4 separate regions of the Mus musculus genome follow, and regions 1, 2 and 3 are each linked to region 4. Evidence: chromatin loops called from intact Hi-C (ENCODE). Cell type or tissue: left cerebral cortex. All regions are shown on one strand. Links, peaks and the distances in the headings refer to the core of each region. The heading gives the core; the rest is flanking DNA. Region 1 holds the start of Glra1 (glycine receptor, alpha 1 subunit). Region 2 overlaps LOC115485826 (a long non-coding RNA gene). Region 3 overlaps Glra1 (glycine receptor, alpha 1 subunit). Region 4 overlaps LOC105244170 (a long non-coding RNA gene).

What was found. A loop is a pair of places that touch in the nucleus more often than their neighbours do. Peaks named below come from ENCODE experiments on the same cell type or tissue, not always from the same donor. Only the 100,000 strongest peaks of a DNase experiment are listed, where the experiment ranks them.
Region 1: it touches region 4 in a loop (2.0-fold over the local background); 3 of 42 quality-filtered maps call a loop at or near these places.
Region 2: a loop joins it to region 4, with 1.9 times the contacts of the local background. A loop is called at or near these places in 3 of 42 quality-filtered maps.
Region 3: it touches region 4 in a loop (2.3-fold over the local background); 2 of 42 quality-filtered maps call a loop at or near these places.

The regions. Positions count from the first base shown.
Region 1 is chr11:55,604,753-55,610,497 of GRCm38, forward strand. It overlaps Glra1 (glycine receptor, alpha 1 subunit), which reads right to left and starts at 3,446. Exons shown (of 9, transcript NM_020492.4): 1 at 2,926-3,446. The coding sequence starts at 2,981. Gm51862 (a long non-coding RNA gene) reads left to right here. Exons shown (of 3, transcript XR_003949554.1): 3 at 584-1,488. In left cerebral cortex, for the core only: a CTCF peak has its summit at 2,497; DNase peaks (open chromatin) are centred at 2,545, 3,108, 3,616 and 3,898; H3K4me3 peaks cover 1,391 bases.
Region 2 is chr11:55,971,092-55,976,850 of GRCm38, forward strand. LOC115485826 (a long non-coding RNA gene) reads left to right here. Exons shown (of 8, transcript XR_879866.3): 1 at 1-368. Among named protein-coding and RNA genes, the nearest start is that of Nmur2, 67 kb to the right of the region's middle. In left cerebral cortex, for the core only: a CTCF peak has its summit at 2,375 (motif pointing left); DNase peaks (open chromatin) are centred at 2,439, 2,957 and 3,587; H3K4me3 peaks cover 497 bases; H3K27ac peaks cover 261 bases.
Region 3 is chr11:55,530,503-55,535,502 of GRCm38, forward strand. It overlaps Glra1 (glycine receptor, alpha 1 subunit), which reads right to left. Exons shown (of 9, transcript NM_020492.4): 5 at 3,322-3,404; 6 at 1,782-1,919. Gm12236 (a long non-coding RNA gene) reads left to right here. Exons shown (of 4, transcript XR_001780216.2): 3 at 4,712-4,854. Among named protein-coding and RNA genes, the nearest start is that of Gm12236, 18 kb to the left of the region's middle. In left cerebral cortex, for the core only: no CTCF peak of the experiment used is centred there; DNase peaks (open chromatin) are centred at 3,094 and 3,607.
Region 4 is chr11:55,787,523-55,793,281 of GRCm38, forward strand. The region is part of intron 1 of LOC105244170 (a long non-coding RNA gene); the gene reads left to right. Among named protein-coding and RNA genes, the nearest start is that of Glra1, 180 kb to the left of the region's middle. In left cerebral cortex, for the core only: a CTCF peak has its summit at 2,346 (motif pointing left); DNase peaks (open chromatin) are centred at 2,292 and 4,082.

The DNA of each region.
Region 1 (5,745 bases), core at 1-5,000, 180 kb before region 4:
AGTGCATCAGGGCAGCTGATTAAAAATTTATTTATTTCTATTGTCATTCAAAACTTGGAAAAAATCCTGTCCCTTCACACTGTACCCTGGGGTAGTTTGCAGTGTCCGGAGACGTTTTTGATTGTTGTGATCAGGGAGAAAAACGCTACCGGCAGCAGACAGACTGCTACAACGCACAGGGCAGACGTCATGACAAAGAATTACAAAGATCAAAATGCCGAAAGTGCAGGGGCTGAGAAACATTGTTACAGATTATGACTGTCTGAGTTATTGAGAAGGTGAGGGACTGTTGGGGTTATACTAGTCTCATCCTTGCTATAAGCCTCTGTCAAGACTCCGGGAATCAAAGCCATACTCCCTTTAGTTTAAAGGTGGGTTGGAAAGGGAATGTGTTTGCAGTATTAAGTAATTAATCAAAAATTGAATATTAGTTTTAGCCCCTGTAGATATAAGGCCCTGACCTCTGAGTGACACGAGATTTATGTTATTGGATCACAGGGTGTTACATATTAAATTTAAAACATTAGGCTGTTTAACCTGAATGCAGGGACTTCAGCCAAATTGCTTCCATGTATTTGTGCAGACACGGCTAATGAACACTGCATTGATGCTGTTTCCTCGGACCCCAGCTGCCTTTCCAAGGCCTCCATTCACTTCCTGCATTGGTAGCACGTGAGGCTCCCCCACCACTCACTTCAGCTGTTTTTGTTTGTTTTGCTGTTGATGTTGCTGCTTTGCTGGTTGCTCACAGATGCGATGCAGCACCTTAGGTAGCCCCCTGGTGGCCCCCACGTTTTTTTCTGAAATCTCAAACAGGTGAGTGGCAAGCCTCACTTGATCTAAGAAGGGCCTGAGCCCTGGGAATATACACACTGGCTCACTCTAACTCTTAAGCCTGTCCCTTGGTGAGAAGGAGTAGTTATTCTCATGTAACCTGCAAGGAAGCTGCTGGCCTCTGTTTACCCTCAATGCTAAGGCTCTTTGTATGTCTCACCTAAAATGTAAAAGATGAAAGGATTAGAGACGCAAGTGCCATTTGAACAAGGACATATTCCGTGGTTAACTCCTTTGTGACCCCCTTGGCTTCATCTCTCTGGGAAACTGCAAAGGGTCTGAACGTTAACTCCTGAAGTGGAGTAGCCAGTTCTCTGGCTTCGATAGTGCTGCCGCCGCCACCACAGCAGCAGCAGCACGATCCGGATCTCTCTAGTCATGCCTCTCATTTCTTCATAAGCACAGTGAGTTCTCCATCATGCCCATTGCTGCTCATAGGTGCCTTCACCCATATAGGGGAAGGGAGACTCTGCTGGGCCACCACCAGTTCACTTGCAGAATTAAGACAGTGGAGCCTCACCCTTATCTGAGCGATTACAATGCAGACCTTTTAGACCGATTCTCCTTTTTTGGTGAAAGCTCATGTCTGGGAGAAGAAAATCAAGTATTGCATTAAGAAAAAAAGGAATGGGGGGTGCGTAGAGGACAAGACTCTTCTAGTCCTCCCACCTCATCCATCTTACGAAGTAGGTAAATCTCACAAGGCCTTGGAATGTTGGACTTAAAAAAATATTTGGCTATTTACAGTCTAAGCTGTGGTTGGGACAATGAGATGCTAAAAATTATTTTAAGAGGGCATTAAAAGCTTTAGCAGTGGGTAACCCTGGGAAGATGAACCTTCATCATCTCTAGAGGGAAAAAACGCAAAGAGAGGCTCAGTTTCAGAAATTGTCACTTGGGAGAGAAGGCCTCACTCCTACCACCAACCAATGGATCAGTCAAACCAGCAACTCTTTGCAGTGCAATAAAATCACGTTTACATTCTGTTTTACAATCAGAGAAGATCTTATTTGGTGGTCGTTTAGCTTTTAGAACAAGCGGAGTGGGTTTTTTTTTTCCAAATGCCTATTAACTCACCACAGTGGTAAAACATGAGAAGCAGACGCGCTAGAATGAGGAAGATTAACGATCTCTGCAGAGCTGGGAAGAATATTTCTCAATTCATATAGATGGAATTTATCATCATCTCCTCTGAAGACGGCATGATTTGCCCACTTTCGAAAGGCCTATCTGTTTCAATACTTCCTAAAGATGTAATTTTTCACTTTTCACTTGGACTAAGACAAGAATGCCAAGTCTGTAAGCAGAGAATTAGGAGTCAGTGGGTGGGCGTGGGGAGCCTAGTTATGGCAGCAGATATAGGCATCCATTCATAAAGAAGAACTGCCCTTTGGAGTAGCGGAGGGTCTGTTGTAACAGAGTTTGGAAAGAAGCGTGTATCAGGGAGGAGGGAGTCAAAGTTATAAAAGGAAAATATTTTCTAGCATCTATTATTAAATAGGCCTGATCTGCATTTAAGTTAGGGCTTTGTAAGCTGCGGTCATAACTGCGTTTTTTCCCAGCTCCAAACTACAGAAACCCCTGACCCCGAAGCAAAACAACAAAAAGAGAGACAGAATGCTGTTTTGTGCCCAGCCAGTCCAACTGCAACCTTCCGCGTCACCGCTAGTTGTCACTTCGCTCCCAGACGGGAGACCCGGGGTTTCCAGCACTGCGGTTTGAGAGAATGCGGTCCCAATTAAACTAAAAAACTCACAAAGCTTCCCCTTAAGTCCTCAGTCGAGTGAAGGGTAACGAGCAGAGGGGCTAGGGGGCTGGGGCCCCAATTTTGCGGGGAGTGCAGTAAGCAGACAGACTGCAAAGAACAGGCAAACCGCTGCCGGAGCAACCAGGAGCAGCCACTGTCTGGGACCTACACGCACCAGCCAGACACCCTGCGGGTGGGGGGTGGGGGAAGGAGAGGGATGGAAGGGCCTTCAGCACACAGCACCCCCTCCCCAATTGATGAAGCCGCGGCAGAGTCAGCCTCCCTACTCCTCCTGAACCCCTATTGCACCATAAGGATAGTGGTCAGTATAGAAAATCGCGTACCTGAAGAATACAATGGTCTCCCAAAGGTAGAATCGCAGAGTATTGAAGCTGTACATCTTCCAGATTCTAGTGCTGTAAAGTCCACGAGTTATGGGGGTGCAAAAATGTTTTCGATGGGCACTTACGAAGCCAGAGAGCGCCACTGGGGATAATAATCCAGATGTTTAAGGGGGCAGGGAGTAGAGGGACGAGGTGTCAGAGCCGGGGGAGAATTGCAGCCAGGCAGCTAAGGTACCGCGGACAGCGGCAGTCGTGCAGGTTCAGCACCACGGAGAGCGTCCAGCCCGGCTGCGGGCGGGAAGAGCGCGGCTGAAGCTCTACTCGCTGGAGGCTCCCTGCGGCGCTGGGAGGCACGTTTGGGGGTGGGTATATTTTCTTCTTTTCTTTCTTTCTTTACTCTTCTTCTTCTTTATTTTTACCCTTATTTTCCTGTCGAGATGGCCAGCTCCATGAAAGGAAGAAATCCGTGGGGATCAGAGCCCTGGCCTCAGACCCTTAGACCCGGCTGGCATCTTCTTTCTGGCCCTGGGCTGGCCCGAGGGGTTTTAGGGGTTGGGGGGGGGGGTGGAGCAGGTGACGGTGCTGGCTTCAGTTAGATGTCGGAGAGTGTGCCAGGCTGGCGCATCGCGACCGAGTCCCGGAATCTCGTTCCCCTGCCTCCGTTCCTGTCTGCTGCCGCCTTGCAGTCCGTGTTCTCTGGTCCCCGACGAATAAGTTGGGATCGCTGCAAGAAAGGTGTCCCATTGCTTGGGGCTGCAGGAGCAAGAGAGCCCACCACAACTTTCAGGGGCTGCTGGGGTCCATGGCTTCCCAGCAGGGCTCAAGAACCCAAGCTTTCACAGGCATCTCCAATTTCTAAGCTCGCCCATCTTCTTCTGGCCAGACTCCCTCAGATCTTCAGACTTTCTTACTGCATTAATTTAACAAACTGGCGGCGTAGAGGATGGTGGGGGCGAGGACCGACGGGAGGGGGTGGAGAGGGGAAAATGGGGGGAAAAACTCCTTAGAAGCTTCAAACCCTCCCACTCGGAGTGTTCATTGGCCCGCAGCTGCGAAAACCATATCTTCTCTCCAGGTTCGGCCAATTGCACGTTAGGCTCTGGCTTGAGTTTAACCCTTGGAGTGCTGGCAGAGACCAGCCTCATGCACTTCCCAGGCCTCAGGGTCTTTTCAGGTCTTCTGTCGCTCCAGAGAGGTCATGGAATTTATCTTTTAAGTCTTTCAAAATCCTTACCATGATTTTTTAAAAAATAGCTGTATGTAAGTAAAACACCATGAGCCTCAGTCCAGATGTGCTCAGGCAGACTCAGTTTATCATTTTTTTCATTAATTCGTTTATTCATTTTACATCCCAATTGCAGCCCCTCTTCTTCCTCTCCTCCAAGTCCCACTCTCACACCCCCTCCTCAGAGAAAGGAATGCCCCTTGTGGGTACCAGCTGGCCCTGACCTATCAAGTCACAGCAGGACTAAGAGCATCCTCTCCTACTGAGGCCAGATAAGGCAGCCCAGTTAGGGGAAGGCAGGGAATGGAGTCAGAGACAGTTCCTGCTGCTCCAATTGTTCAGGGATCCACATGGAACCAAGCTTCACATCTGCTACATGTGTTGAGGGCCTAGGACCAGCCCATGCATGCTCTTTGGTTGGTGGTTCAGTCTTTGTGAACCTCCACAGGCCCAGGTGAGTTGACTCTCTAGGTTTTCTTGTGGTGTCCTTGACTCCTCTGGCTCCCTCAAAATTTCCTTATAGTCTTCCACAGGACTTCCCAAGCTCTGCCTAATGTTTGACCGTGGAGAGCTGCTGCACCTGTTTCCATTTTAAAAGGGTCAATGGAACAAGGTCCCTCAATTTTGTTGAAGCACTGAAGGTATAATATTTGAGCCCAGAAGACTTAAAAAAAAAAAAAAAGGTCTGGTAGATAGAGTAAGTCTCTTTCCAGGATTACTGTGGTCGGGAAATTCAGGATTTTTTTTTTAAAGTTTCTAGGGTTAAGGGAGAGCTGACCTGCCTGACTCTTTTGAAAGAGATAGAAGATACACTCTTCCATTGGAACAGAGGACATTTGATTCACATCACACAGGCTGGAAAAACTGAGCTCCAAATTAATGGAGAAACCAAGGAGTGCATGCATGCATCTTTTTCCTACGGCACTCCTTCCCTAATTCTTCTTCACCTGCCTTTTTCTCTACCTTATCTGACTTTCAGAAATGAGATATACATTTCACAGTTGAGCCCATCTGGAGAGGTAGAGTTAATCAGATTTTCTCCCAGCTAGGGGACTTTAGTGGATTAATAGCCTCTGCAGGATTTTCTGGCCTGCTGGAACTCACTGGGGATTCTGGGGACTCTCCGTTCCAATGCTGCCTAGGGAAGACAGTCCTTCTATTTACCCAGCATATTCAGGAATTCCTTACTTGGGGCAATGGTTCTCTGTTCTCTGCAAGTTCAGGTCTTTTCCCAAGCAAAGCTTCCTTTCCCAGCTCAGGATGAGACTAGCAGAACTTCACTCTCTTGTACTGCAGAAGCAGGTGCCAGAAAGGACTCTTTCATGGCTTTCCTACACCAGGGATCTCCCCCCACCCCCTCTCTCCCTCTCTCTCTGTCTCATTATGTTGTCTTGTCTGGCGTAGAACTTAGTATTGGAGCTAGATATGTAGACCAACCTGGCCTTAAACTCACAGAGGTCTACCTGATTCTGCTCCCTGAATGCTGGGACCAAAACCATGCACTACCATGCCTAGCCTAATGAGTGTGTATACTCCCATGTGTATAATTTGTTTTTGATTTGTCTCCTACATTTATTCTAAGTGAACTTGGAAGA
Region 2 (5,759 bases), core at 451-5,450, 180 kb after region 4:
CTTGTGAGATTGCTCTCATCTGTGATGGCATGTCAATCTGCGTTTTCCTTGTTCAGGTCCTGTTTAGCTGACCAACTGTTGACATTTCATGCGGGTAGCTTCCCTGAAATAGATTGAAGACACTATCACCCAGGATATGTCCTGGTTGTCTGGCTCTTATACCCACCCCCTTCCCCCACATCTTCCACAATGTTTCATGAGCCCTGGGTAAAGGAGTTGTGTTGTAGATGTATCTAATGGGACTGGGCACCTCATGGTCTGTTCTCTGCATTTTGACCAACTATAGATTTCTGTCATGGTCTCCCTCTACAGCATAAAGACACTTCTTTGATGAAGGATGAGAGCTACTCTTAGCAGTGGGTATGAGGGTAAGTATTTAAACTACATGAGAAATTATACTAGTTCATGGAAATGGAAGCCATAGGTTCTCCTCTAGGATGCTTTTACTAGTCACGGGCAGTTTGCTAGGTTTCTAGTACCAAGCACAGCTCCTTTTCCTTTTTAGTGGGCCTTAAGTCCAGCTAGACAGTTGTTGGTACTCCAGAGTATAAGTGACACTATTGTGAGGATATCCAGCTGAGTCTGGAACTCTGGGCCTGAATGATCTTCTCAAGTAGTCGGCAGTGTTTTAAGATCCTGGATACATTTTAGGATTAGATTTTCATTTTACATAAAAATCATATGATGAAATATAATGAATTATATAGAACTTGTGGATCCTGGATACATTTTAGGATTAGATTTTCATTTTGCATAAAAATCATATGATGAAATATAATGAATTATATAGAACTTGTGTATCCATCTGGGATGGAGTTACGTTATAATGATATACCAGTATGTCTAACCTGTGGACACAGACTTTTATTTAATTAGATTACTTCTGTTTCATCAATCTTATTTTATAGTTTTAGAATAGAAGCTCATTGATGTTTCATATTTCAGCAAGTGTTCCCAGGAGCTGGGTAGCTTTTTAGATTATAAATACTAGATTCTTTTAACTTTAAAATTTTCATTTCAAATGTTATTTGTACATGAAACTATAACCAAACTGTGTGGGTTTTTATTACATCTAGTGACCTTGTTTAATTTATTTGCTAATTCACAGAGTTCATCTGCAGATTCTCTGGGAGCATATAAACAACTATATATATATATAAACACCTAGCTGTGTGTGTATTAAAGTGCCAGCTCTACTTTGTGTCCTCTTCCCAGCTATCCTTATACTACCCCTTCATCTTCTTTATACCAGCTAGAACAAACACAGTATTTTCTGTGTGGTAACAGCGTCCCCTCAGTCTGGACACGTGTCACTCCATCCAACATGAGTCTTCTCCTTGATTTGAAAAGAACTAATGCACTAGTAGCCATTTTCAAGGGTCCTTTATGGCAGGAAGTGATGTTTTAAAAATCTATCTATCTATCTATCTATCTATCTATCTATCTATCTATCTATCTATCTATCTATCTATCTATTGTGTGTGCATATGCGTGTGCACATGCATGTGTTTGTGTGTGTGTGTCTCTGTGTGTGGGTGCTCATGTCTGTGCACCTACCCACCCACACACATGTGTATGGAGAGCCCTCAGAGGCTAGAAGATGATCTTGGATCCTCTGGAACTGGAGTTTCAGGTGGTTTTGCCACCAGACATGGATCCCTGAGCTATCTCTCCAACTCAGGACTAGAAAGAATTACTGTAGATCTCTCCTATTCCAATTAAGAATTCTCCAACTCTTTATCAAGGGTCCAGATAGCACATGTATTTACTAGATTTGTTGGGTGACATGAGTATACTTCTCCTTGGGTGTATAGGGCATAATCGTATAACTCATCAACTGTCATATCCACTCATTATTTGCTGAATAATTATTAACTTTATATCAGTTTATTTGCCAGTACTGACAACTTTATACAGTAACCATTATTGTTTCTTTTGTTATAAATGAGGATTCTGGGAATTTAAAATCACAAACGTGGCCCATGTCAGCCTGTTAGTAACAAGGCTGAGATTTGGGTCTGGGTGGCATGACTTTATAGCTCTTAACTGTACAGACTCCCTCACCTCCATCAACTTGAAATGTACCTCATTGTACCTACTCTGTCCTGAGAAGGGGCAAGTTGAGAAAGGATTTATTTTGCCTTTTGATTTATGAGGATACAGACCAGTGTGGAAGGGAAGACATGGCCAAATTCATGGCAGCAGGATCTTGCAGCTGAGATACTTAACATCTTGATGGCCAGAAAAAGGAAAATACAGACTGGAAATGGGGCTGAGTTGTACATCCTCCTACCCCACTCCCCCATAACCCACTTCTTCCTCCACTGAGACTCTGCCCTCTAAGGACTCCACAGTCTTTCCTAACAGTGCCACCAGCTGGGCACTGGGTGTTCAAGCCTGTGAGGGTACATTTTACATCCAAATCTTAGCACCTCATAAATCCTTGGTGACCAAGCCATAAAAGCTTATCTCCTGTTCCCACAAAAACCTTCAGCTGTTTGAAGACGGCCATTGCCAGCTTTCCTAGTGCTCTCCTAAGTCATATTTGTCCTGTTTCTTTTCTGAGTGTTACCCCCTTAGGCAAGGTGCTCAGAAGATGGTGGTATGTCCCATAGCTTGCTCTGAGTCATTTCAGCGATGCTGTGACAAACCCTATTCCCTTTAGAGCATGTTCTGCAATGGCAACAACTGGGTAGAGATTTTGGAGGTGAGACATCCATTCCAATCCCAGCATACCCTTTTGCTAGCTGTGTGATCTTCAGCAAGTCCTGGAGTGTCCTGCCTCAGTATCTTCATCTCTAAGATACAGAGCCTGGATCCATCCTGCCCAGGATCCTCCTCCAAGACTGGTAGGAGACTCATTTGCTATAATGGATGGGAGTGTGTTAGCAGATGGGCGAGAGCTCTATCAATGTCAGTTATTTTTAGCTGACGCATCCTGGTGTTGACACAACCTGGGTGAGCATTTGTACAGAGATGAGCTGAATTCAGCCCTAAAGAAAGCAAAGGAAAGGGACTGTGGAGGCATCTAGCCAACACGAGGAGATCCTGCATGGATGTGGTGTGCAGGGATATTGGGAAAAGATGGACCTGAATGTTCAGCCCAGGTCTGGGGAAAGTTGCCCTGGTCCACAAGGTCAGTGGGAACCAGGAGCATGGCATCTGATCTGGTGACCCCAGATGCTGGACTCTCCTATTTCTTCCAATGAAATGGTAGTGCAGCCATTTCCCACCTCTCCTCCTCCTATCCCACAAGGCTAATTATTATAAAAATTCTCTGTCATTGCTTTGCAACGGTCCACAGCCTAACTAATTTAAAAATGCAAATGAATGCTAAATTACAGTTAGGTTTAGAGTTGGTTCCCTGCCCACGTACCTAGAGATGGTAGGCGTTATTTCTGTGGTTGGAAATCAATCTTCGGTGCCCCGGGGTGACTTGATAACGGCCAGTGGCACCACTGCTGATGTCACGAGGTGCTGGGCTGATGGAGTTCTGCAGCATGGGGGACTATCAATCTTAACCTGTCTCTGCCTCTGCAGCGGCATACTGCAGCGGCTCTGGGATTTTTCCGGAAGGGGCCCTCCCTCTGCCATCTGTCAGCCCAGGGATGAGCTTGGTTCTAGTGGTTGGGCAGCTCTGCCTTCAGAACACCCCTCCTCACTGTGAGCTTGGAGGCTGAAAGCTGTTTGGTGATTATGCTGAGGATGAGGCACAGGGATTGCTGTCAGTAAATGGAGTGATTAGCATAGTCCAGAGTGCATTGTGATAGGTCAGGGGCTTACCCTGGAAAATGGGCTCATTAGAACTGCAGTCCACAAATGCATTACAAAAACCAGACAGACAGACAGACAACCCCTAGCCTCTTGGTTGGTTTTTTTTGTTTGTTTGTTTTTGTTTTTGTTTGTTTGTTTGTTTAATCATACTGGGGTTTGGAAAAAGCTGTGGCCCAGGGTAAAACAATAGGCTATTGGGTCAGAAAAAAGTCAAAGGAAACTTCTGGGCTAGTAGTGATTTTAACCTTTTCTGTGCAGTAGAGTCACCTGGGAAGCACTGAATGTTTGGCTCAAACTAGAAGCCTCACCCTCCATGACGTTTTTCCAATGACTGACGTTAGACCAGACTACAGTGCTGTTTGAAATCTCCAATAGATTCCAGGATGCAGCAAAGTTAGGATCATTGCTCCAGTCAGCCTCTGGACGTCCTGGTGGGAACAGTGTGGCCACAGAGAGGCTATCTCTAAAAGTAGTGAGAGCATAGGAGAGTCAGGGGCTCAGACAGGATAAGAACCAAGACTATTTCACCACTAATGGAGGTTCCTTTTCTGTGTTGAACCATTGGTAACCCCATTCCTCTGAGCTTTGCTTGATCCTGTGACAAAGTGACTCTGGGTGGTCTGGTTTCTTACAGGGCAGCGTCTTACTCTTCTCTTACTCTAGCTAGTGATCCTGAATTTGAGTCCCTGCTGCAGATTCTCCTGCCCCATGTTTCCGAGGTGTACCTTGGCCACCGAGAGAAGAGTGGCTTGGAAGCAGACTGCTCTTTTTAGCACTAGCTCTAAATACAGTTATACAGGGACCAAGAACAATAAACGAAACTTCTTCAGCTCCTGTTCCTTCCTCCTGATCCAGTGTGTGGAACCAAATCAAAATGCCTGGCTGAGAATGGAACTGGCTTTCAAACCACAGTCCAGTGCTGGGCAGGAGGACATTGGCAAACACTTGACTTACTAATTGAACAATGTAAACATAAATACTCCACTGCCTTTCCCCTTGCCCCTCTAGCCCCAACATGATTTACTCATTAGTCCTTAATATTTGCTTGTGTGAGAATTTCTGTATAACAGTCTATACCTATTTCTAATCATAGACAATGGGGCAGTAACAACTAGCTTACAGAACAAAATGTCTTATACTGTTCCTACAAATTTAGAATTTGAAAAAAATAGAACTTAAAAAAACTTATCATACATGTCTGTGTTTATTTATGTGCACAGAAAAAATAGAACTTAAAAAACATATCATACATGTGTGTGCTTATTTATGTGCATGCACATGTCACACCACAGTGTGCCTGGGTAGGCCAGAAGGTGACTTGTAGGAGTCAGTTCTTGCCTTCTTCCTTGTTGGTTCTGGGTATCAAAATCAGCTCATCAAGCCTTGTGGAAATCACTGCTACCTTCTAATTCTTCTTGCTGACCCAGAACTTCATTTAGATGAGTATCAATATATATGTATGATGTGTGTCACACAGATGCTATTTGTTTATTTGCAGTGCTGGGTATTGAACATAGGGCCTTGTGTATGGCAAGCAAGTACCTTATCACTGAGTTGAATCAGCCTCATTACATATCTATCTATCTATCTATCTATCTATCTATCTATCTATCTGTCTATCTACCATTTATCTATCTGTGTGTGGTATAAGAAGAACATAAGGGGTGAGATCAACACCAGCCAGTGGTTATGTTACTCTTGGGATTTATCTATACATGAGCTACAATTCCGAGAATATTTTCCATTTGAAAGATATGGTGACATCATTCAACCTCATACCTTAAGTGAGGCACCTATCTACATCTTCTTAGCTGTAATTCAGCAACAAATTGCCTACTTGATAGGGTTTGAACAACATGAGCTTCTGATTCCTGGCTTAGGTAAATGGCAGTGGCTAGGATGAAGGCACAGTCCAGAGAGTCAATGACAGATGTTTATGGACATGTGCTAGGTGGTGCCCTGGATCTGAGGGTTACCCTTTTCTT
Region 3 (5,000 bases), core at 1-5,000, 260 kb before region 4:
GTTCCCTGCACATCAGACCCTTTCCTCCTCTTGGCGGCTGTCAGTAACGCTGCTGCAGGCACAGGGCAACAGATGTGTCTCTGAAATCTTTGCTTCATTTTCCAGATGGATATATAGAAGCGGATTGCGGCATCTGAATATAGTTTTCAATAGACGAATGGAGAAAATGACAGAGGATTAGCCCTCAGAATAAGAAAATTGGGCAGAGGAGACAGCTTAGTGGGTAAAGGACTTGCTCGGGTGAGCAGCTGTAACCCCCGTGCTGACGGGGACGGGGAAGATGGATACCCGGAGCTTTGTGGCCAGCCAGACCACCCCAATTGTGAGTTCCAGTTTTACAAATAAAGTGGGGCAGTGATAGAGGGAGGTACCTGGCATCTACTCCTGGCCTCTCTCTGTGTGTGCAAGCATGATAACATACTTCTCCTGGCCCCTCTTCTCCACTTCCTCTTTCCTGGGCCTGCCATCATCCTAGAGCAGACATGTGTCACCTCTGCTCAGCCTGGGTCAGACACGGCTTCTTACCAGTATGCCAGCCAGCAGGCCAGCCGGCTTGGCCCCTCCCCACAGTGCACACATGAGCTGCCTTCCCATCTGAGATGGGGTTTGTATAGTTTTCCCTGGTCTAACTCCGGCTCCTTTCGTGAATTCAGCCTCTCCCAGCAAAGGCTAGACTAGGCACAGATGACAGAGCTGACCAAGTCTTTGTGGCTCCTATTTCTCTACCCACCATTTCTTTTTTCTTTTATTGAATATTTTCTTTATTTACATTTCAAATGTTATCTCCTTTCCAGGTCTTCCCTCCAGGAACCTCCCTATCCCATCCCTCCTCCTCCGCCTCTATGAGAGTGCTCCTTCACCCACCCACCCACTTCCGCCTTCCAGCCCTGGCATTCTCCTACACTGGGGCATTGAACTCCTCAGGCCCAAGGGCCTCTCCTCCTACTGATGTCCAGCAAGGCCATCCCCTGCCACATATGAGGCTGGAGGCATGGGTCCCTCCATGTTTACTATTTGGTTGGTGGTCCAGTTTCCGGGAGCTCTGGGGGTCTGGCCTGTTGACACTGTTGCTCCCTCCATGGGGCTGCAAACCCCCTCAGCTTCTTCAGTTCCTTCCCCAACTCCCCCATCGGGGACCCTGTGCTTAGTCCAGTGGTTGACTGTGAGCATCCACCTCTGTATTTGTCAGGCTCTGGCAGAGCCTTTCAGGAGACAGCCATTTCAGGCTCCCATCAGCAAGCACTTCCCGGCATCTGCAATAGCATCCGGGTTTGGAGACTGTATATGGGTTGGATCCCCAGGTGGGGCAGTCTCTGGATGGCCTTTCCTTTAGTCTCTGCTTCACACTTTGTCTCCATGTTTCCTCCTGTGAGTATTTTACTCCCAAATGGGCTGATTTCTAATGGTTATTAATTACTAATCAGAACCACGCCCACCCAGCCCCCTCTTGCTTGGCTCCGAGGCAAGTACTTTCCGTCTTCACTATCAGAAACACAAGCTTCTATGTGGCAGAGTCTACCCTCTATCTGCCAGTTCCTCTACTTGCCTCAGCAGTAGGACCCCTACCCAGAGTAAAGATAGTAGTTACTAGCTTCCCCTGTAATTAGGTGTGGTCTAAGCTTCAGTCAACATCCCCAGGACTTAGAGAGAACATCTCAGTGGCACGTCTCTGTTGTTCCAAACCTGTTCCATAACCATCATGGTAATTACACACAGACCCATGCCATTCTGTGGCTGGATGACCCAGGAGACCTGGGGGCATTATGGCCGCTTGCACCCACCTGTGTTGTAGTGCTTGGTGCAGTATCTCAGGTCTTTCTCTTCCTTCAGAATAAACTGAGGCAGGGTCAGTCCGTCTGCCACCTGCACAGCTCCTTGCTCCTGCCACTCAAAGATGAGGTCGTTCATGGTATATCCAACTGGGAGAGACCAGAAGAGGGGCTCGGTCAGCGAGAACTCAGCGTTACACTTAGGATTGGAGGCTGGGTGGAGCCCCAGATCATGGTGGAAGTTAGGGGACCCGTTGTCTTTTTTTCTTTACCTCCACAAGAGGTGAAACTTGTTTAAATTAATTCCCCAGCCCTCCCACCTAGGTTTGTCCTGGGGTTCTGCTCCTCACCCCATGGCAAAGAATGATTGACACCAAAGCTTCCCTTTTTTGCTCCCTACAGATTTTCCTCTAGAGAGTGAGTCTGTCACGCATGCTCTTGATGAGAAGAGCAGGTGGCTCAATCAAGACAATCAAGAGTTTTTACCCCAGGACCAACTCTCTTTTATTTTGGGGGACATGGTCTCAGGTAATCCAGGCTAGCCTAAACTCACTATGTAGTTCAGACTCTCTTGAAACTGAAACCCTTCTGTCTCAGCCTCCTGTAGTGTACACCACCTAGCTCTTTCCTAGCTTGTGTGTGTGATATAATGTGAATATGTATTCACGCGGTTAAATGAACATGTGTGTGTAGGCCAGAAGCTGAGAGCTGATGTCGGGTGTGTTCCTCAGTTGTTCCCCACCTTATTTATTTTAGAAAAGATTTTATTGTATTTTTAAATTGTGAGTGTGAGTGTGAGTGTGTGTGTATGTGTGTGTGTGTGTGTGTGTGTATGCCTGTGCATGCCACAACCACGTAGATGGCTTCAGGGACCAGAGGTGTTAGATCTTCCTGGAGCTGGATCTTCAGGAGGAGGTTGTTGCTGGAAACACAGGACCTCTGGAAGAGCAGCTAGTGCTTATAGCTGCTGAGCCATCTCTCCAGGGCCCGCTTTATGTTTTTGAGACAAGGTATCGCACTGAATATGGAGCTAGTTGATTCTGTTAGCTTGGGTGGCAAGTGCCTTCTATCTCTATACCCCTAGCCGTGCCTGGCTTTGACATGGTGCGGGGGGACCCAAACTCAGCATGGCAGGCATTTTACTGGCAGAGCCTTCTCCCCCTGACCCTGTTTCCTGCTTTCAATAATACGCTCCACTAGTTCTCCTTTGCTGGAGTGACCTATGCAGTCAGTTGCCTACCTCTCCTGTTGAAGTGAACACTCTCAGTGATTTCCCTCAGCCATCTCTCTTCATTCCTGGCAGGCACATTCACAAGGGACTTGGCACAGTGCCTCCTCCTGGGAGGATGCAGCTGGTGACAAAGCCTGGCCCCAGAGAGACGGGGGTGGGGGTGGGAGGGAGTTATGCTTCTAATGTATTTTCTCAATGCAAGCCCCTCACTTGGCACGTTGAGTTATAAAAGTACTCTCCTGGGGTCTATCGATTAGGGGATTTCTGCCTGGCAATGGATAAAGGAAGCCTGGCTCCTTAAAAAAAACGATTTGGACTCACAGCTTTCGAGTTGCATGATACACGTCTGTACATCCATCGGGAAATTCTTCAGGTCCATGGGGCAGGCCAGCGTCAGGGTGATTCTGGGAAGAGAAGGGATGGGACTGATGCTGGGACTATAATCAGGGAGTCTGTGCCTCCATACTTGTGCTGGTTGAAATCATTGTTCCAGGGTGGGGACCAGCGACCAGGGACCTGTGCTTATTTCCAAACTCCTGGGGTGGGAAGAGGAGGCTTGTCGATGGAAAAGGGGTGGCCCAAAGTCACCAGTCAGAGGGACTTCTGGGTTTTTTTGGGAGTCATCTTGAATGCTACAGACCCGTTTTTAGCAGGTTGCTAGGGCTCCAGGTTCTGCCCCCACACCCCTCCCTCAGGTTTTCCACAGAGTCCTCAGCCTCAGGAACTCTCAGGCTTCTGCAGTATGTCCTGCACACGGCTCTTGGCTGCTTCCATTCATACACCAGGCCTGTCAGAAGTGAGTCCAGAACTGTCCCCCCACCCCACCTCTGGCTTTTTCCATGCAACTCACTCAAGACTATGAGTTCAGGTAGGGACAGGAAGAAAGTAGTGGGCCAGTTATTTATTTTGGGGGTGTTCAGCCTTATAAAGGCCACAGCCCCAGAGCCAGAGGGAGCCCTTCTGTGACATCCCAGGCTGGTAGCCCAGGCTGTGAAAACAACCTTGAAAGTCTTTGCTAACACCAGAGCTCTGGCAGCAGAGGGGAGTGGAGGGCTCTTAGACAATCAGGCTCTCTCTCCAACAGGTTAGGGACACATATGTAGAAAAGGATGGGCTGGGTCTGTGCTAAAGTCACATGGAACTAGCTTTTGCATGCTGAGTCCATTGTGCTAAAGTCACATAGAACTAGCTTTTGCATGCTGAGTCCTTTGGCTCTGGGGTTGGGTGATGTGCTATCGGTTCCTGCTGTCCCGAGGCCAGTCCCTCTCTCTTCCTTGAGGTACTCAGATGGGGATGTTTCCATAGAACATAGCTACTGCCACCTCAGCTGCACACCTGGTCCCTTGGGAGTTTCCCTTTCCAGTTCATACCTCCAGTGTGTGTACTCCTCTCTAAGGAGAGGACAGAAGCAGGAGGGGGATGGGAGGAGGAGGGGCGAGAACGGGGGAGTGAAAGGAAAACCAGCTGGCCCATTTCTGAAGATAAAAGCTCTGAAGTGGGGCAGCTGTCAGGATGGGTTAATTTCCAGATGCTGAGTGTCCTTGGGACCATCACTTTCTGCTGACCTGTCCTTCTGTCAGCTTACACTGGGACTTGGTTTTCTGGGAGACATGAAACTGTCCTGGCAGCAGTGAATTCCAGGCAGAGGTGACCCTCCCTCCAGCAGCCCACCAGGACCTTGGTGGCTGACTCCTTGTCCTTCTTCCTCTAGATGTGGCTGGTAGGATGGACGCAATCAGCAGAGCTTCTGCTGCCCCTCAGAGGAGAGGGTCCCACGTCCCTTCCGTACAGTGGTGACGGTTCCTCGTCCCTTCCCGACAGCCTGTAGAGGCCTGAGCCCAGTTGTCTCTGAAGGTCAGGATCAGCCCAGCCTTCTCACTTTCTGCCCTGCCCCATCTTGGATATTTAAGGCTCCTATCTGAATGGGAGATAAGACTTCTCCCTCAATGAGGAGCTGAAGGTGAGAGATACGTCCATTTAGCATTCTGAAGTTCTTTAAA
Region 4 (5,759 bases), core at 349-5,348:
GTCTCAGACAGGTCCAGCCTTGAATTCACAGTTCTCCCTCCTCAAAGTACTGAATGCTGGTATTAAGGGATGCATTATCACACTTAGCTTCTATCTACTGAATTCTGCTTCTGTTATGTGGTTTCCTACGGAGGCACAAACATATGTTTGCCTCAGACAGGACACTGATGACAGGCCTAAGCAAGTATCCCACCCAGGTACAGCTTGATAAGCCAGACAGTTATAGAGTATAATATCTGCATCGCCCCAAATCTCATCCCCAGCATGGGTAATAACTCAGGAAAGCTGGATTCCTGGAGTCTCTGAGCTTGACCCTAGACAGCTCAGCTGAACAGTATTTTCTGCTCATGACTATTACTGGTTTTATGATCTTGGAGCCTGTGAGTCTTATAAGTTTCAAGAGTCCTCTGAGCCTTGCAGTATTCAGTGACTCCCTGAATCTTTTTTAAAATTAGATATTTTCTTTATTTACATTTCAAACGTTATCCCCTTTCCTGGTTTCCCCTCTGAAAACCCCCTATCCCATATCCCCTCTCCTTGCTCACCAACCCACCCACTCCTGCTTCCTTGTCCTGGCATTCCCTTACACTGGGGCATCGAGCCTTCACAGGACAAAGGGCCTCTCCTCTCACCGATGTCCAACAAGGCCATCCTCTGCTACATATGCAGTTGGAGCCATGGGTCCCTTCATGTGTACTCTTTGGTTGGTGGTTTAGTCCCTGGGAGCTCTGGGGGTACTGGTTAGTTCATATTGTTGTTCCTCCTTTGGGGCTGCAACCCCCTTCAGCTCCTTCGATCCTTTCTCTAGCTCCTCCATTGGGGACCTTGTGCTTAGTCCAATGGTTGTCTGAGAGCAATCACCTCTGTATTTGTCAGGCACTGTCAGAGCCTCTCAGGAGATAGCTATATCAGGCTCTTGTCAGCAAGCACTTGTTGGCATCCACAATAGTGTCTGGGTTTGGTAACTGTATATGGGATAGTTTCCCCACCCATGGGAGGAGATACAGAGACTCCCTGAATCTTATGAACATCTCTCTTCCCCCCTAGAGGAAGAGTTCCAGTTGACAAGAAATAACTGAGCTGCAGTGACTGCCATCTGCACCTGGATGGTGTCTTTCCTTCAGTGCCGAGCAGCCTCATGGTCTGGTTTGCTCTTGGCAGCGCCTGGCAGTGACCCTCTGGTCACTTGTTCACCTCCATCCTTGGTCATTGCCGAGATTCTGCAGCTCTGCATGTTTAGCTTCTTGGGAAGGAGGAAACACAGCTGAGTGTGCAGCAAGCTCTAAACTATTACATCAAATCCACTCATGTAAGAGGCAATTGTGCCTTTATTTATAGAAACATGGAATATTGTGAAACACCAGGGACATTAGCAACATCATCTTGCAAAGGAAAGGGACCTCACAAAGCTCACAGAGGTGTTTGTTTCGGGACTCATTGGGGCTAATTCTGTCCTGGAGGAGAGAGGGAGTCAGCAGGGTCTTGCTGTGGCTCCTTTGCATCTCCCCGGTCTGGGGTGATGTTTTCATTTTGTTTTGTTTTTGTTTTCTGAGGAGTCAGCAGTGGATCTAATTAATGCCATCAAAAGCATGGCATTTAATTAACTAAATAACATGTTGAGCTTAATGATAACACATTTCAGCACCCAGAGGGGAAGCGATGGTCTCTGGGGCCATCTCTCCAAGGAGGCCGGTGATTTGATAAAGAGGAAAGAACCTTTCTCAAGAGCATCAGAGATCCTTAGGGAAGTGGTCAGGGGAGGCACAGCCTCATAGCCACCAGGAAGCATGCTCTTTTCTTCCAGACTTTGAGTGGGGAGATCAAGAGTATCAGAAGATCCAGTTGGAGGGACGAGTGTGTGTGTGTGTGTGTGTGTGTGTGTGTGTGTGTGTGTGTGTGTGTGTGTATGTGTGTAGAGGCTGACACTGGGTATCTTTTTCTACTACACCTTGTTTGTTTTGAGACAAAGTCTCGTGCTGAATCTGCTAGGCAATAAGTGATAGCGATCCATTTTCCACTTCTGGGATTACAGATGTGTTCCACCAGGCTCAGCTTTTCATGTGACTGCTGGGCATTTGAACCCAGGTCTTAATGCTTGCCCAGCAAATACTTTACTGCCCAAGCCACCTTCTCACCCCAGAATGCACCTTTCAAGCATGGTTGGATATCTACAGGGGTAAACAAATGTGACTATTTTCTCCATCGCTATTCCAATATCTTGGTTCTTTCCAGGTCTGCTGAGAAACCACACAAGCACAATAGAGGTGGGAGGCTGTCTGATGCCAGCCTGCCAGAATCACAGGCTCTTTAAACAGCAGAGGAGTGGAAGTGGGTGCCCTCTTGTGGACACTAGAGAATCCACAGTGATACTCTTGGGACCCTCACCCAAGGGTTTCCAGGCCTTGAGGCCAGAGATGAAGTTTCCCAGTGGAGTTCCCTGGGTTGTTGGGATAAATATTAATGGATCGTTAATTAGAAGGAAAAGTATCAGGTAATAAGAATTCACCGACTCATAGCAGAACTTTGGGACCCTTGAAGGTGGTCTCAAAGACTCAGAAACCCACTCTCAGCTCAGATGCATTTTCTTAGCTTCTCTGAGGGCAAGCTGGATGCATTGGCTCCACATGCTGCACGCCATGAGTTCTATGATTTGGATTTTAGAAAAGAGATAAATAGAGGCTTGAGGAAGTGAAATAATTCATGGGGAATGATGAACTTTAGAAGGGACAGAGCCCCAGATTGTAGGACTTCACTTTCATCTGCCTTCCTCTGCTTTGTTATCTATCTCCCCATGGTGGATTGCCTTTCATCATGACAAAGGTGCCAGCTCTGGGGACAGTGCCCTGAACCACTTTTGTGCTCAGTGTCCTGAGATTATATGGGGTCTACAGGGGTTCACTAACTTGAGAGGGAAGGATTCAGTATAGCGCTGGTGAGATGGCTCAGTAGGTAGTGGTTGGGGCACACTCGTGAGGACCCGAGTCTTGAGACCCAGTACTAATATGAAGAGTCAGGTGTGGTAGTATGTGCCTGCAATCCCAACACTGTGGAGCTAGAGAAAAATCTCTGGAGCTTGCTGGCTAGCCAGCCTAACCAAATTGGCGAATTCCAGGTTCAGTGAGGAACCCTGTCTCAAAAAAGTAAGATAGAGAGGAGCTGGAAAGATGGTTCTGCTGATAAGAGCACTGGCTGCTTTCTCAGGGGATTCCGAGTTCAGTTCTCAGTACCCACAAACACTGACAACTTCAGCTTCAGATTATCTGATGCCCTCTTGTGGCTTCTATAAGTACTCTCTCTCTCTCTCTCTCTCTCTCTCTCTCTCTCTCTCTCTCTCTCTCTCTCTCACACACACACACACACACACACACACACACACACGTAAATAGAATACATAACAATGAATCTTAAAAAGTAAGATGGAGAACAGTTGAGAAGACACACAATGTCAACTTTGTGCATGCACACCCTCACACATGTGCACACACACCTGGACATGTATCGGCACACAGACACAGAACATTGAGTGCAGGGTCTGGCAGTGGTTTTCAGTGCTATTTGTTGTTCCTTTCAGGACTGCACAGTAGTATTTTCTGGTGGCTGGGACAGAGTGGATGCTCAGTCCTATTCACAACTCCTTATTAGTTGAAAGGTGTTACCCATGGTCCTTCAATAAGTTACCCTAACAGGACTATAGGATTGCCCCAACTATTTTGTGTTCAGTTTGAATATGTGTCCCCCACCAAATGAGGCAGCTCTGGAGAGGTAATATTTATATGACCTATGTGTACACTTTAGGAAACAGAACAGCTGGCAGGAAGATGGGGAAGCAGTTGTTTCTGCCCAGAAGGCACCTTGGATGCAGGATATGGCTCTGCTCAGTGTACAGTGGGGTATTATGGCTGGGTAAGATGGGAGTGAGTTTCTGTCACTTCCAATGCAAGGCTTTTTTCCCCTCTGCTCTGGGCATGCAAAAGGGTTTTGAGGATTCAGATGAGTCCTCGGATTGTCTTCACCACACGTGCACATGCATGTGTTTACACATGCACAGCCGTCTGAGGGCTTTTGGTATTCCAGTCACTAGGAGATCGTCACCAGGGAGCCTGGTGTTGCTTGCAGCCACATCAGGATGAAGAATGAGCCTGGCTGTCATGGTTGGCTGCTGGTGGCGGTGGGGGTGGGGCAGCTGTCGCGTCTAGATTGAATGCCTGTACCCTTGCATGGAAACTGCTTAGTGTGCATGAAAAGAAGCAGAGAATGCTGGTGAGGGGAAGACAGAGTCAGGGAAAGAGATGAATCCCTCCAGCTGCCTTTGGAATGGTCCGCAGGAAAAGGCAGTCAGTCCCATGAAGAGGGTACCAGCTTCCCCGGACAACATTCCTCCCACTGATGGCTGCAGATAGCCTTCTTCCTTGCCTGGCAATATCATTTTTTTGTATTTTACCAGTTGACTGTTGTTGCAAAGAGAAGGAGACATGGCTGGAAGAAGTGATGGAAGAATTCTGTTAATTGACATAAATGGAAGCTCTGTGGAATAGGGGCATAGGAGGGTTTCTGAATTTGCCCTCAAATGTCTTCTGATAGTTTTGGCTAGAGGTGGCCAATGGGTTTGCATGCCTCTCATGGATGGAATTGTTTTGTCCCCCAGTGTGTTATCTGCCATCAGTTCCAAATGTGAATTCCTGCCTTCTCCAACGTGGCACTGATCTGCCTTCACTCTTGGCGGCTGTCTGTGGGTCACAGAGGGCTCTGTGCTTTAAATAGGTCAAGAATCTTCTCATTCCACACAGCCTCCATCTTGACCCTCCAACAAGGCCAGACCCTGTGACACTTGGTGAATTAATAGTTGGTGACTCTTGATCCAGGTTAACCTCTTCATTCTGGAAGTTGGAGCATTGAGGTTCAGAGAGAGCATATGGTTTACCAGGGTCACACAGCTCTCCTGGGAGATATGTAGTCTCTGTTTATATAATGTTATCTGAAAGGGTTATAGATAACACTTACACACTGTTTCAACTTTCTAGTGAAAAATCTATGTTCCAGCCCCCTTATCCTATCTGTTCACTAGTGGCCTTCTGGGGCCCAAGGAGAAAAGTCTGACTGTGCTCTATTACCAGCTTCTTTTATTCTTCACCCCTTCTACACATTCTTGAAGTTAAGCCTCCCTCTGATCCAATACTAGCTCTGGCTTTAGGGATGGGGGGGGCTAATCACTGGGAGGGGAATTGGAGCCCCTAATTCCTGTACCCTTAAGGGTGCTGGGCCTGAGTCTCCTCAGTCAATAACAGAGAAACATGAATGAATGGAATGCATGTTTTCTTCTTTGCTTGATTTCTTGTGCTTAGCTCAATTTCCCTACTCCCATACAGTCTAACATCCCTGCCTAGGGAATGGTGCTGTCCACAGTGGGCAGAATCGTCCCACATTGATTGACTTACTTGAGACAATCCCTCACAGGCACACTGACAGGTTGATCCAACGTAAGTGGCTTCCTCTGTATCAACACATCTGTTGGGTCTCACCTCTGCAGAGTCTATGGATATGAAGGTTCTTGTGTGTTCTTTCCAACACTTTATTTGTTCTCTGGAGAACTTGCATCCTGTATTTTGACCCAGATGTTATCAGACTACCTGTGCTGGTTGCTGTGGTTTCACTGAACACTGGAACTTGCTTTGCAAGTTGATCTTGCTGCTCTGGGCTCAGCAAACATGCTTTGCATGAAGACCATGTGACAGGTGCTTTAAATTTTGTGAGTCACAGAA